Linked DNA regions of Homo sapiens: all the other regions are linked to region 1. A link is a contact called in ENCODE Hi-C or POLR2A ChIA-PET data. All regions are on one chromosome and are shown on one strand. The core of a region is the stretch at or near the end of the contact, and the rest is flanking DNA. Distances in the headings are between cores, read along the strand shown. Region 1 holds the start of EFHD1 (EF-hand domain family member D1). Region 2 holds the start of ATG16L1 (autophagy related 16 like 1). Region 3 holds the start of DGKD (diacylglycerol kinase delta).

Evidence for each region. Hi-C counts contacts between places; a loop is a spot of excess contacts on that map. ChIA-PET counts read pairs that join two places held with the same protein, here RNA polymerase II (POLR2A). Pooled maps may share reads with other maps.
Region 2: a loop to region 1 is called in a pooled map, with 2.9 times the contacts of the local background. The contact joins the promoter of ATG16L1 here to the promoter of EFHD1 in region 1. A Hi-C loop is called at or near these places in 3 of 50 pooled maps. POLR2A ChIA-PET finds 5 or more read pairs at or near these places in 4 of 52 experiments (CD4-positive, alpha-beta T cell, activated CD4-positive, alpha-beta T cell, activated CD8-positive, alpha-beta memory T cell and 1 more).
Region 3: a pooled map shows a loop between it and region 1 (2.1-fold over the local background). The contact joins the promoter of DGKD here to the promoter of EFHD1 in region 1. A Hi-C loop is called at or near these places in 1 of 50 pooled maps. POLR2A ChIA-PET finds 5 or more read pairs at or near these places in 3 of 52 experiments (A673, OCI-LY7 and activated CD4-positive, alpha-beta T cell).

Annotation. Positions count from the first base shown.
Region 1 is chr2:232,632,296-232,635,578 of GRCh38, reverse strand. EFHD1 (EF-hand domain family member D1) reads right to left here and starts at 1,975. Exons shown (of 4, transcript NM_025202.4): 1 at 1,573-1,975. The coding sequence starts at 1,874. RefSeq lists silencers at 1,506-1,800, 1,878-1,937.
Region 2 is chr2:233,250,325-233,253,816 of GRCh38, reverse strand. It overlaps ATG16L1 (autophagy related 16 like 1), which reads right to left and starts at 2,144. Exons shown (of 18, transcript NM_030803.7): 1 at 1,875-2,144. The coding sequence starts at 1,989. RefSeq lists an enhancer at 1,857-2,556.
Region 3 is chr2:233,352,463-233,356,217 of GRCh38, reverse strand. It overlaps DGKD (diacylglycerol kinase delta), which reads right to left and starts at 1,724. Exons shown (of 30, transcript NM_152879.3): 1 at 1,544-1,724. The coding sequence starts at 1,699. RefSeq lists a silencer at 1,535-1,774 and enhancers at 2,025-2,074, 2,215-2,274.

The sequences.
Region 1 (3,283 bases), core at 726-3,225:
CCAGAGTGCTGGGATTACAGCCGTAAGCCACTGTGCCCGGCTCCCCTTTGCGTGATCCTGGTCCAGTACCTGTTTGCTCACAGATGCCACCTTGCTTCGTCTCCCAAGACCCTCTGAGCATATGGACTCTTTTTATCACTCTTAGGTAGTCAACTACAAGTTGATCTTTCCAAAGATTGTTTTATAGGAAAAACAAAAGAAGCCTGAGTGGCCACAAGAAAACTTGAAGATAAAGGTCCCTCCCCAAGATCCCCTGAATCCAGCTGGACTGGGAGGAACTGGTGGGGTCTGGGAGCAGCCCGGCCAGGGCAGTCTTCCCATGAAAGGCATTACCCCAGAGAAATCAAAGGGCTCCAACAAACCTTGCCTCACCCATTGCTTTTCCATTTTCGCCCCAGCCGCATTCTTTAGCGCACTGGGCCTTCCTGAACTGCCCAAACTAGACCCAGAAAACGCCACAGATCAGTGCCTGGAAGCCAGACAAAGAAACCAGGGTGTCAGGGAGGCAGAGGAGGCGGAGGCTCCCAAGTGCCGGCTCTGCAAACCTCCATGCAGGGGCAGCGGAGGCTCAGGCGACGCAGCGCCAGTCACAGCGCCTTTAAATAGAACCTCCACGCGGAGGGCAAACACATTCCATGCGCTTTTAAAAACGCCCAAGCATGACCTGGCCGGCGGCCTCAGCTCCCCCAGGCATTTTTCCGGTCTCGGCTCAATTCTGGAAATATTAATAGCTCGGTTAAGAGCTTACCGGGTGCAAAATACTTTTCGGCCTTAAAAGGCAGGGACTGTTACTGCTCCCACTCTCCAGATGAGGAAACTGAGATCCCCGGAGGTTCCAGGCGACGAGGTGGACTAGTGGGTCTCTATCGCCTGCCTCTGGCTCAGTGTCTCCCCAGGTGAGCGGCTCCCCGCGCACTGGGGCTCACAGAGCAGGACCGCAACGAGCCCCCGCCGGACCGGTGCCAGCGGCCAAGTTCGGTTCCCACAACCGCCCCCCCTCCCCGCGCCCCCAGGAGGCTCCCGGGCCGCGCCTGCTCCAGGAAAGTCCTGAATCTCTTACAACGACTTTACCAAACTCCCCGTTCTCGGCCTCCGCTCATTCATCAGACCCCGCGCTGCAGCCAAGGATTAACTTTCCCCTTTTGTTTTAAAAGATAAAAGGCCAACAGGGGCTAATTTTTCCCTTGGGGGGATACAGTGAAAGCTGGCAGGTGAGGCGCGGCGACGGCTCCCTTTCCTAGAAGTTGCTTTCGGAGCAAATCTCCGGACTGGCGGGCGGAGGGGGCGGGACCAGTGGTCGGGGTTGGGGGACCTGGAACTCGGGCCCGGCAGCCGCCGAGAACTTTTGGGCTCCGTCCCGGAGAGCTCCTGCTCCTGGTGTCCCCCCTCTTCGGCCCCGTCCCCCACCGCGCCGAGATAGACCCGAGCACGCAAGATCTGGCTGCGTTGGGCCAAATGCTACCTGCACCCCGGGACCCCTCCCCACACAAACAGGGCCCGGGACTTCGGACCAGAAAGCCCTCCCGCTCCCTCCCTGGTCCCGGGGGCGAAGGGCGCGCAGCGGGAGCTCACAGTTTGAACATGCTCTCCAGGTCCTTGATGAGGCGGCGGCTGAACTCCGGGAACTCCGTGTAGGGGTTGAAGACCCTGCAGCGCCGGGGCCGCGCAGCGCCCTCGTTGATGTCCAGCCGCCGGCTCAGCTGGGCGCTCAGCTCCGCGTCGGCGCTGGCCGTGGGCGCACGGGCGGGAGGCTCGGGCTCGGGCTTGGGCTCCGGGGCTGGGGCGCCGAGGGGAGCCAGCTGGGGGCCACTCTCCTCGGCCTCCTCGCGCCGCAGCCGGCGCTCCAGCTTGCACGCCAGCTCCTCACTGGCCATGGCGGCGGATCGCAGGACGCGGGAACGCGGGGACGCGGGACGGGACGCAGGGAGCTGGCGGGCGGCGCGCTCCTCGCAGGCTCGAGGCTCTACAACACTCCGCCGAGGCGGCGGGGACCCGGCGGTTGGGAGGGTCTGAGGACGGACTGGCGGGCGGGGCGGTCGGGGCGGAGCTGCGGCTTTAAGGAGGCGCCAGGGCTCAGCGACTGCCAGCCTGGTGGGAGGAGGCCGCCGGTGTCTGGGTGTCTGCGCGTCCCGGAGACCCCGACCTGCTTCCTCTCCCCGCGGCTCCGGGCGGGAGGCTGACCGTCCCCCCGGGACCAGGCAGGGACCCTCGGATCAACTCCGACCTTGCTGCCCCTGTCAGCTCCGGGGAAAACCGTAGCGGGAAAAAGCGTCTCGACCGTTCAGACGGTGCCTTTCTTGTCCCCCAGAAGTAACCCGACTGGAAGCGCTCGCGGCCCGGGACAGGCTGGGTGGGGGAGGCGAGCGCCCCCGAGCGACACCCACGCGTCCCCCGCGTCTGGGAGTGGTGCCCACCCTCCCCGGGGTCAGGGAGTGGGAGGCGCCCGCCCGGAGCGTGGGGCGGGGGAGCTGCTTTTCAAACACTCATTGGAACGAAATGTTTCCAAAACATGCTAAAAATACTAAAAACAAATAAGCAAACAAAAAAGAGAGAGAGCAAACGAGCAGAAAAAACTCCCGTTTTCCCTAGAGGCAGGAAAGCAGCGTAGCTTCAGGGACTCGGGTTTTTTTGCGTGAAACGCACAAGAAAAGAGAAGAAACCTGGCGCGGAGACTCACATCCGCAATCCCAACACTTAGGTGTTGGTGGCAGGATCTTTTGAGCCCAGGAGTTCGAGACCAGACTGGGCAACATAGTTAGACTGTCTCTACAAAAACTTTTAAAAAATCAGCCAGGCATAGTGGCGCTCGTCTGTAGTCCCAGCTACTCAGGAGGCTGAAGTAGGAGGATGGCTTGAGCCCGGGAGGTCGAGGCTGCAACGAGCCATGGTCAGGCCACTGCACTCCAGCCTGGGCGACAGAGTGAGACCCTGGCTCTAAAAATAAACGAAGAAGAAGGAGGGAGAGGGGGAGGAAAAAAGAAAGGAAAGAAGGAAAAGAAGCTTGAAAATTAAATCAGCATTTTTAACAAGAGGGTAAAAACAAATACAGTCGTCATTCTCCCCAAGGAAGGCTGATGCCGCTGTTACATCAGCCAGGCGTTGAGAATCTTGTAAACACGGGTCTGTCCCCACTTGAGAACGACGCTGCTCTGACCCACCATGGGCTGATGACTGGGGCAGGTCAGTGACCCCGCTGGACTATGGTTGTCTGAGACCCAGGGACCAGCCTTTGGCATGCGAGTGCAGGGCATGCGGGGGACCTGGGTTAAAATGTTATTTTTAA
Region 2 (3,492 bases), core at 895-3,394, 620 kb before region 1:
CTGAAACAGCACTGTTCTTCAGGGCCTCCTAGAACAGCAAAGCATCCTCTTTCTTCTTAGTTTTGTTAAAACAATGGGTGCAGTGAAAGCAAAGAACCATTTGCTGGGGGAGCCAGTGAGAAAAGCAAATGCAAAAGTTAGTCATCAAGCCTAAGTTCAAATTCCAGTCCCGGCTGGTCACTGTGGCTCATGCCTGTAATCCTAGCACTTTGGGTGGCTGAGGCAGGTACATCACCTGAGGTCAGAAGTTCAAGATCCGCCTGGCCAACATGGTGAAACCCTGTCTCTACTAAAAATACAAAAATTAGCTGGGCGTGGCGGTGCTTGCCTATAGTTCCAGCTACTAGGGAGGCTGAGGCAGGAGGATCTCTTGAACCTGGGAGGTGGAGGTTGCAGTGAGCTGAGATCACGCCACTTGCACTCCAGCCTAGGTGACAGAGCAAGACTCTGTCTCCAAAAAAAAAAAAAAAAAAAAACAAAAAAACCCAGTCTCACCATTAACCTGCTGTGCAACCTCAGAAGTTACCTAATCTCTCTTGGCCTCAGTTCCATGTGTGAAAATGGCAATAACAGTTCCTGCTTCATACACAGAATTTTGGGAAAGATAAAATAACACATGCAAATACTTACCACAGTACTAAAATTTGTCTGCACAGTAGTCATTTGGGAAGCATCAAAAAACACTGATAACTTGGCATGCAGTTCTAGGCTTAATCTCACACAAACACAAACACACACACACTGATACTTGTGTACTGTGATACTTGTGATTTAGTTGGTCTGGGGTGTGGCTTGGGATTTGTAATTTTTTAAAGATCCATAGGTGATTCTAATGTGGAGCTAAGTTTGAGAACTACTGATTTTGCACAATCAGAATGCAATATAAGGTAGCAATTATTATTCTGAATATCATCAACAGCATAACTTGAGAAAGTCGTCAGGTTTACTTTCAGACGCAGATGGAACCACCTTAGGACCATTATAATTTAGGTAAAGGTACAAACATTTTTGTACCCTTAAGCTGCAAGCAGTAAGGGGAAAGAAAACCACCTCTTTCATACTGAAGATTTCAGTAACAGTAAAGGTTCTGTCCCGCCTAAAAGATATTACGATATTAACACCAAGGTGGGGCCGGGCTCGGTGGCTCACGCCTATAATCCCAGCACTTTGGGAGGCCGAGGTGGGAAGATCGTTTGAGCGCAGGAGTTGGAGACCAGCCTGGGAAACACAGTGAGACCTCGTTCCAAAAAATTTTTTTTTAAAAAAATTAGCCGACCGTGGTGAAGCGCGTCTGTAATCCCAGCTACTCGGGAGGCTTAGGTGGGAGGATCACTTGATCCTGGGAGTTTGAGACTGCAGTGAGCCGTGATCTCCGCCACTGCACTCCAGGCTCGGCGACACAGCAAGACCCTGATCCCCTATCCCGTTTCCCCGCAAAAAAAACCACCAAGGTGGAGTAAGGGAAGTAAGTTTGAGGAATCAAAGGCCACCCGTTCCAGTGCATTGAGAAGGCAATGTTAATTCTGCGACTGAAAGTCAACGACCGTTTCATTAACATGACCCCATAGATGGGATGTTTCTGGGACCTATTTAAGTGCATAAGCATTGTATGAGCTACTGGGATTTACAAATACAAACACGAACTGTGCCTCCCCACAAAGATCGTACAATTTAATAGGGAAAATCCTCCAAAGATAAAACGCAGGTTAGAAAAAACATTTAAAAGGCGTGCGGCGTCCCAAGCGCGGGTTACCCGGGGCGGCCGCCATGCGTGCGGGCGGCGCCAGGGACTCGGCCTCAGGTTCCCGCTGACGCCCCGCATGCCTCCGCGGGGCCCGCCCGCCCCACTCCCAGCCCGCACCGGCGCCGCTCACACTGCAGGATGATCTCCTCGAACGCCTGTCTCTGCAGCCGGTCCCGGCGCCTCAGTTGCTCCGAGATGTGGCGCTTCCAGCGGGGGAAGTCAGCGGCGCGGAGGCCCGACGACATGTCACTTGCTGCCCCGGCACCTCAGCGCCACCAATGCGAGCGAGGGCTGACGGCCGCAGCCTGCAGCATGAAGCAACCAGCAGAAGCGGGAATGCCGGCAATCCCGGAGCTCACCTCCACACACTGGCAGTCCCCGAGGCCATCCGGGACGGTCTTCCGGCTCATGCCGGAAATGATTTTCGAGAGGGCCGGAAGACCCGCCCCCTCACCCGAAGCACGGGCTCAGGAGCCGGTGCCTACGCAGGGCGCTCGCTAGTGACGCCAGCCTGTAGCCGGAAGCGTCAGCTGCAGAGAGGTGGCCGCTTGGGGGCGTCCGGGCCCTGCGCAAGGCCCAGCGCCGGGCGGGAAGGAGGCAGGAAAGGGGCCGTTTCCGCCTGACTGCTTACTTTTCTTTTGCTGCTTTTCAACCCTTTTCGTGTTTTTTTTCTTGGCCTGTCTCCCCCCACTTTTATTTTTAATCGCAGTTTAGGAACAAATGGGGTTCCCTCCATAGTAGCTCTGTGGCTGTGGATGAGTGACAGCCTACCTAAGCCTCAGTTGTCTCATCTGTAAATGGGGACAGTAATGATACCTACCTCAGAAGGTTGTCACGAATAGTAAAAAGAAAAACCCATGTAATGCAGTCAGCACTGTGCTTGGTACAGGGGAAACCTAAGTTTACAAAGACACCTGGTGTCTTCCCAAGGCCTACCCTGACAGCAGGAGCATTGCCATCTTGGACAACTGCCACCATTTTAAGTTCCCCTTGATTAAGAAACTGCCTAAATCCAACCCAAAAACATCAGCCTAATGGCTAATGTCAGCATAACCAGAAACATTCCAACCCTAAGATAAACCCACTTCCAACCAGAAACATGCCAACCCAGAGATAGCCTCCCCTCCGGCCAGAGACTTTCCAACCCTGCAATAAACTTTCCCTCATACAGAAACATTACGAACCTGCAATAAGCTCACCGCTTCGTAAACCCTTAAACACCCTTAGTGTGTAAGAGAAAACGCTCCTGACCAAAATCGACAAGAAGCCCCTCTCAGGTTTATTCTCCAAAATAAACCTGTCTTTGATTGTTAAGCTGCTTTTCGTGTTTCTTTCTTGTTTCTTAACTCTTACATACCTGAAGTCAGGGTGCGTTGGGAAGAGTGTCCCACTGAACTTGGAAACAGGTTTTGTGGTTTGTTTGGGGTTTTTGTTTTTGTTTGCAATGGAGAAGAGAACTGGAAACGGGAGCTAAGAAAGATGTGAATTGTGTATCAGAGTTTGTCTTCATTGTTAGAATCCTAGAAATTGTGGCCTGACAATAAATGGAGCCTTAGAAGGTAATCTGAGGCTGTAGATGTTGAAAGGGGGAGATGAAGACACACTGGCTCCTGAGAAAGTTGTGTCTGTGAACAAGCTCAGTAGAATGGAAAACCCAGTTCTGTAATAGAGTTGCTGGAGCTCCATCTGCCTTTAACAATTAGTGAATTTACTGCATGAAAATGGAGCCAGACAAAGTAGTTGGCCAA
Region 3 (3,755 bases), core at 475-2,974, 720 kb before region 1:
AAGCTCTAGACGCAAGGTTCAAATATGTAGAAGGCCATTTCTTACCCACTTAGCCTGGTGAATTCTTTATCCCTCAAGATCTCACCTTAAAGGAAACCACTCCTGCCTCCCCAGGGCAGGTCTCTGCCCCGAGTTTCCGCGGCACTTACAATGTTGTCATGTCAGGTGCACAGGCGTCCATCTCCCAACTAGACTGAGAATCCCTAGGTGTAGAAACTGCCTTCCATCTTACGGTCCTGACCATGGTTCCAACACACATCCACATTTACGACCTGTGACACCCTGGGCAAGTCATTTAACCTTGATTCTATTTCTATTCCAATTCCAAAAGACGGAGATGATAGCATCCAACTTATTGGGTTCTCACCAGTACTAATAAACTAACCATGTCAAGTGCTGTAAAGCTAACCCAAGAAAGTGCCTGGCACATAGAAGGCTTATTAAAGAATTGTTATTTGCTATTGCTATCATTATCATCACTACTGCTACTGTTATACCCGGAACAAAGCAGGTGTTCGGTACCTATTTGCTGAATAACTGGAGCACTTCACAACAAACCTGTTTGTAACATGTTAGGACCTCAGGTTCCCCCATCGCAGGTATCAAAGGCTGACAGAAGAGAAGGCTCCCACGGTGAAGGGAACGGCTGAACCTAATCCGCCCCGGAGGAAAAGCGCACTGCAGCAGGAGGAGAAAGTCCGTGCCAACCGGATCTGCCAGAGCTGCCCCAGGGACCCAGCCTGCTCGCAGCCACCTGTCCAGCCACCTGCCTGAGGAAGCAGTGTTCTAACCGGGCGGGCTCACCTGGAGCAAAAACCGTAAGCTGTTTTCAATAGGAAGCACAATGGGAAAACAAACGGTGCAACTTTCCTCCTGCAAAAAGGACGTGCGTCTTTATCTAACATTTAGCGTCAGGAGTTCTCCGTGGAGAGTTGGGTGCCAAGCGGGTGCGCGGTCCCGGCTTTGCTGAGAGAGACGGTCACTGAACGCGCATCCCTTCCTTCCCTTTTGGGATGAAGGGGTGAAGGGGTGATCCCTCGCACCCGGGTCCGAGCGGACTTCTGAGGGCACCACAGGGAAGTCTGCAGGGCACTCGCGGGACACCACCCGACCGCTCCTGAGAAACGTGCAGAACCGGGGTTTGGGGACCGCGGACGCCCGCGGGGCGCAGCCGGGAGCCCCCGCGTGGGACCCGCTCGGTGGCACGAGCGCAGTCCCCTGCATCTAGGCCTCAGTTTCCTCCGGGTCCTCGCGGCCCAACTCGGCGCGCGCCCCCCGCCCAGCGCGCGGCGCCCGGGGCGCCCACCTGCGCGCCCCCCGCCCGGCCCCACAGCCGCCCGCCGTCCGTCGGGGGCCGCGCGCTCCGCCCGGGGCGCCGGCCCGTTACAGCGGCGGGGCACGCTCGACAGGGGCGGTGACGCCCGCGGGACCCCGGGCCGGGCCGAGCCGGGCCTGGGCGGCCGCTCGGGCAGGGCCACGGGCCTCGGCCGGGGCTGCCGCGGCGTGAGGGGCGCGCGCCCGGGCCGCCGCGCCGCGGGCTCACCTTCTGTCGGATCTGACCCGACGTGGACACCTTGCGGATGAGCTTCTGTGGGGAGCCGGGCTCCGCCTCGGGCTCGCTGTCGGACGACTCCTCGGGCGGCGGCGGCGGAGGCGGTTGCGGGGGACCCGGCGGAGGGGCGCCCGCCGCCGCCGCCATGCTGCCGGGCCAGCGCGCGCACCGCGGGCGGGGGCGGGGCGGGGCCGGCGGGAGGGGCGGGGCCGAGGGCGGGCCGGGCCGGGGGCGGTGGGGGCGGCCTCCCGCCTCTCCCCGCCGCGCCCCCTGCCGGCCATGCGCGCAGCTGCAGACGGCGCCGCGCGGCCCCTCCCCGCCCCCACCTGAAGCGTCCCGGGCCCCCCGCCCACCTCTCCGGGCCGTGGCTTCTGTGTGTTATTTCTGGAACGCCGTTTGTGTTCTTGTTTCTATATTCACTTCTTAAAACATCTCTACTCTTCCGCATCAGAATGTAGGTAACCTCAGGCAGGCTGGGGCTGTGTCTGTCCTGCCCAGCCTTGTGTGGCCGAGTTTGGGGCGAGCTCGAATGCGCGCGCGCGTGCTGGAAAGAGACCCCGGTACTGGGACGGGCCTCGGGACGCCAGAGCTGGGATGCACCGCTCCATCTGGGAAGGCTTCCTGGAGAAAACGGTTCTTAAGGAGAGATGGAAAATGTGAGCAGGAGTTGTGACTAGAGAGGGAACCATGTTCTAGGCAGAGACCAGATTTGTGCAAAGGCCTGGAGGCAAGAAAGAACGAGTGTTGGGCGAAGACGGGGGAAGAAAGGGAAGCTGGTGCTTAGAGCAAGGAAAATGGCATTAAGATATGAGCCTCGGGGCGGGCAGGTCGAAGCGGGCTTTGGAAACCAGATAAGGGGATGGAAGGCAGCAGGAAGCCCTTGAGGGATTTAACCCTGGGCGGGGCTGGGTCACCACGCTGGGGCCTGTGATCCGGGCTTTGAAGTTATCAGGGCAGGTGGACGCCCTGGATTACCGAGGGGCTGAGAGATAGAGACGTGGACTGAGATCCAGGTGGGGAGTGACCAGCGACTGGAGGGAGACAGAGGTGACCAGAACGAGTCCCATGTTTCCCAGGGGGGCTGCTGGATGGTGGGCGGGTGGGGTCCAGCGCTGCTCTGGGCAGAAGAGGAGGAAGCGAAGCTGGAGATGAGATCAGCTAAGTTTTTGGTGCCATCCAGGTGGAGCAGGGCTTGGTGCCACCCAGAGGAAATGCTGTCCATCTGTCTGCCCTGCTCTGAGGGGCAAATCAGTAAGGGACTGCCCAGGTGTGCCCTCTCCCTGTCAAAGGGCTGCCGCTAGAGACCTCGCCTGCCAATAGGCATTCGCTGGCCGCGCCGCCCTGGGCAGTGACCTGGGGCTGCAGAGTGGCATCTGGCATGGGGACACGGCCAGGGGCATGGGCTCACGGCCAGGACAGAGGAGGACAAGGCCTAAGGCAGGAACAGTCCGGGACAGGCCGAAGGCCCCATGGTGCCCCAGGGTACTATAGCCACTAGCCACATGTGGCTACTTAAATTTCAATTAGTTAGAATTCAGCATTCCGTTCCTCAGCCACAGGAGCCACATTTCAGGGACTCAGTAGCCGCATGTGGCTTAGCAGCTGCCACGCTGGATAGCACAAATATAAAACACTTCCCCCGTCCCCCCAGAAAGTTCTGCAGCACAGTCGCATGCTGAACTGTGTCCTCCCGTAATTCATATGTTGAAGTCCTAACCCCCAGTACCTCAGCATGTGACTGCATTTGGAGTTAAGGTTTTTAAAAAGGTAATGAAGTTAAAATGAGGTCACAGGGGTGATCCCTAATCCGGTATGACTGGCGTCCTCATAAAAAGAGGAGATGAGGACACAGACACACACAGAGGGCAGCCCATGTGAAGACACAGGGAGAAGATGGCATCTACAAGCCAAGGAGAAAGGCCTCCGATGGAACTCCCCCTGCCGACACCGTGATCTCGCACTTCCAGCCACCAGAACCGAGAGCGTCAATTCCTGTGGTGGAAGCCGCCCGGCCTATGGTGCAGTGCTCTGGCAGCCCTAGGGAACTCATGCAGGCACAAAGGGCTCCAGCCTCCCCACAGGGTTGGGACTTTTCTATCAATTAACTACATGTGGAGTGATACACAGAGGCAAAACCCTGGAGGAGTGTGCAAGGCGGAGGAGGGGCGGGGACGCACAGGGGAAGAAACAGTTCATTCCTTCA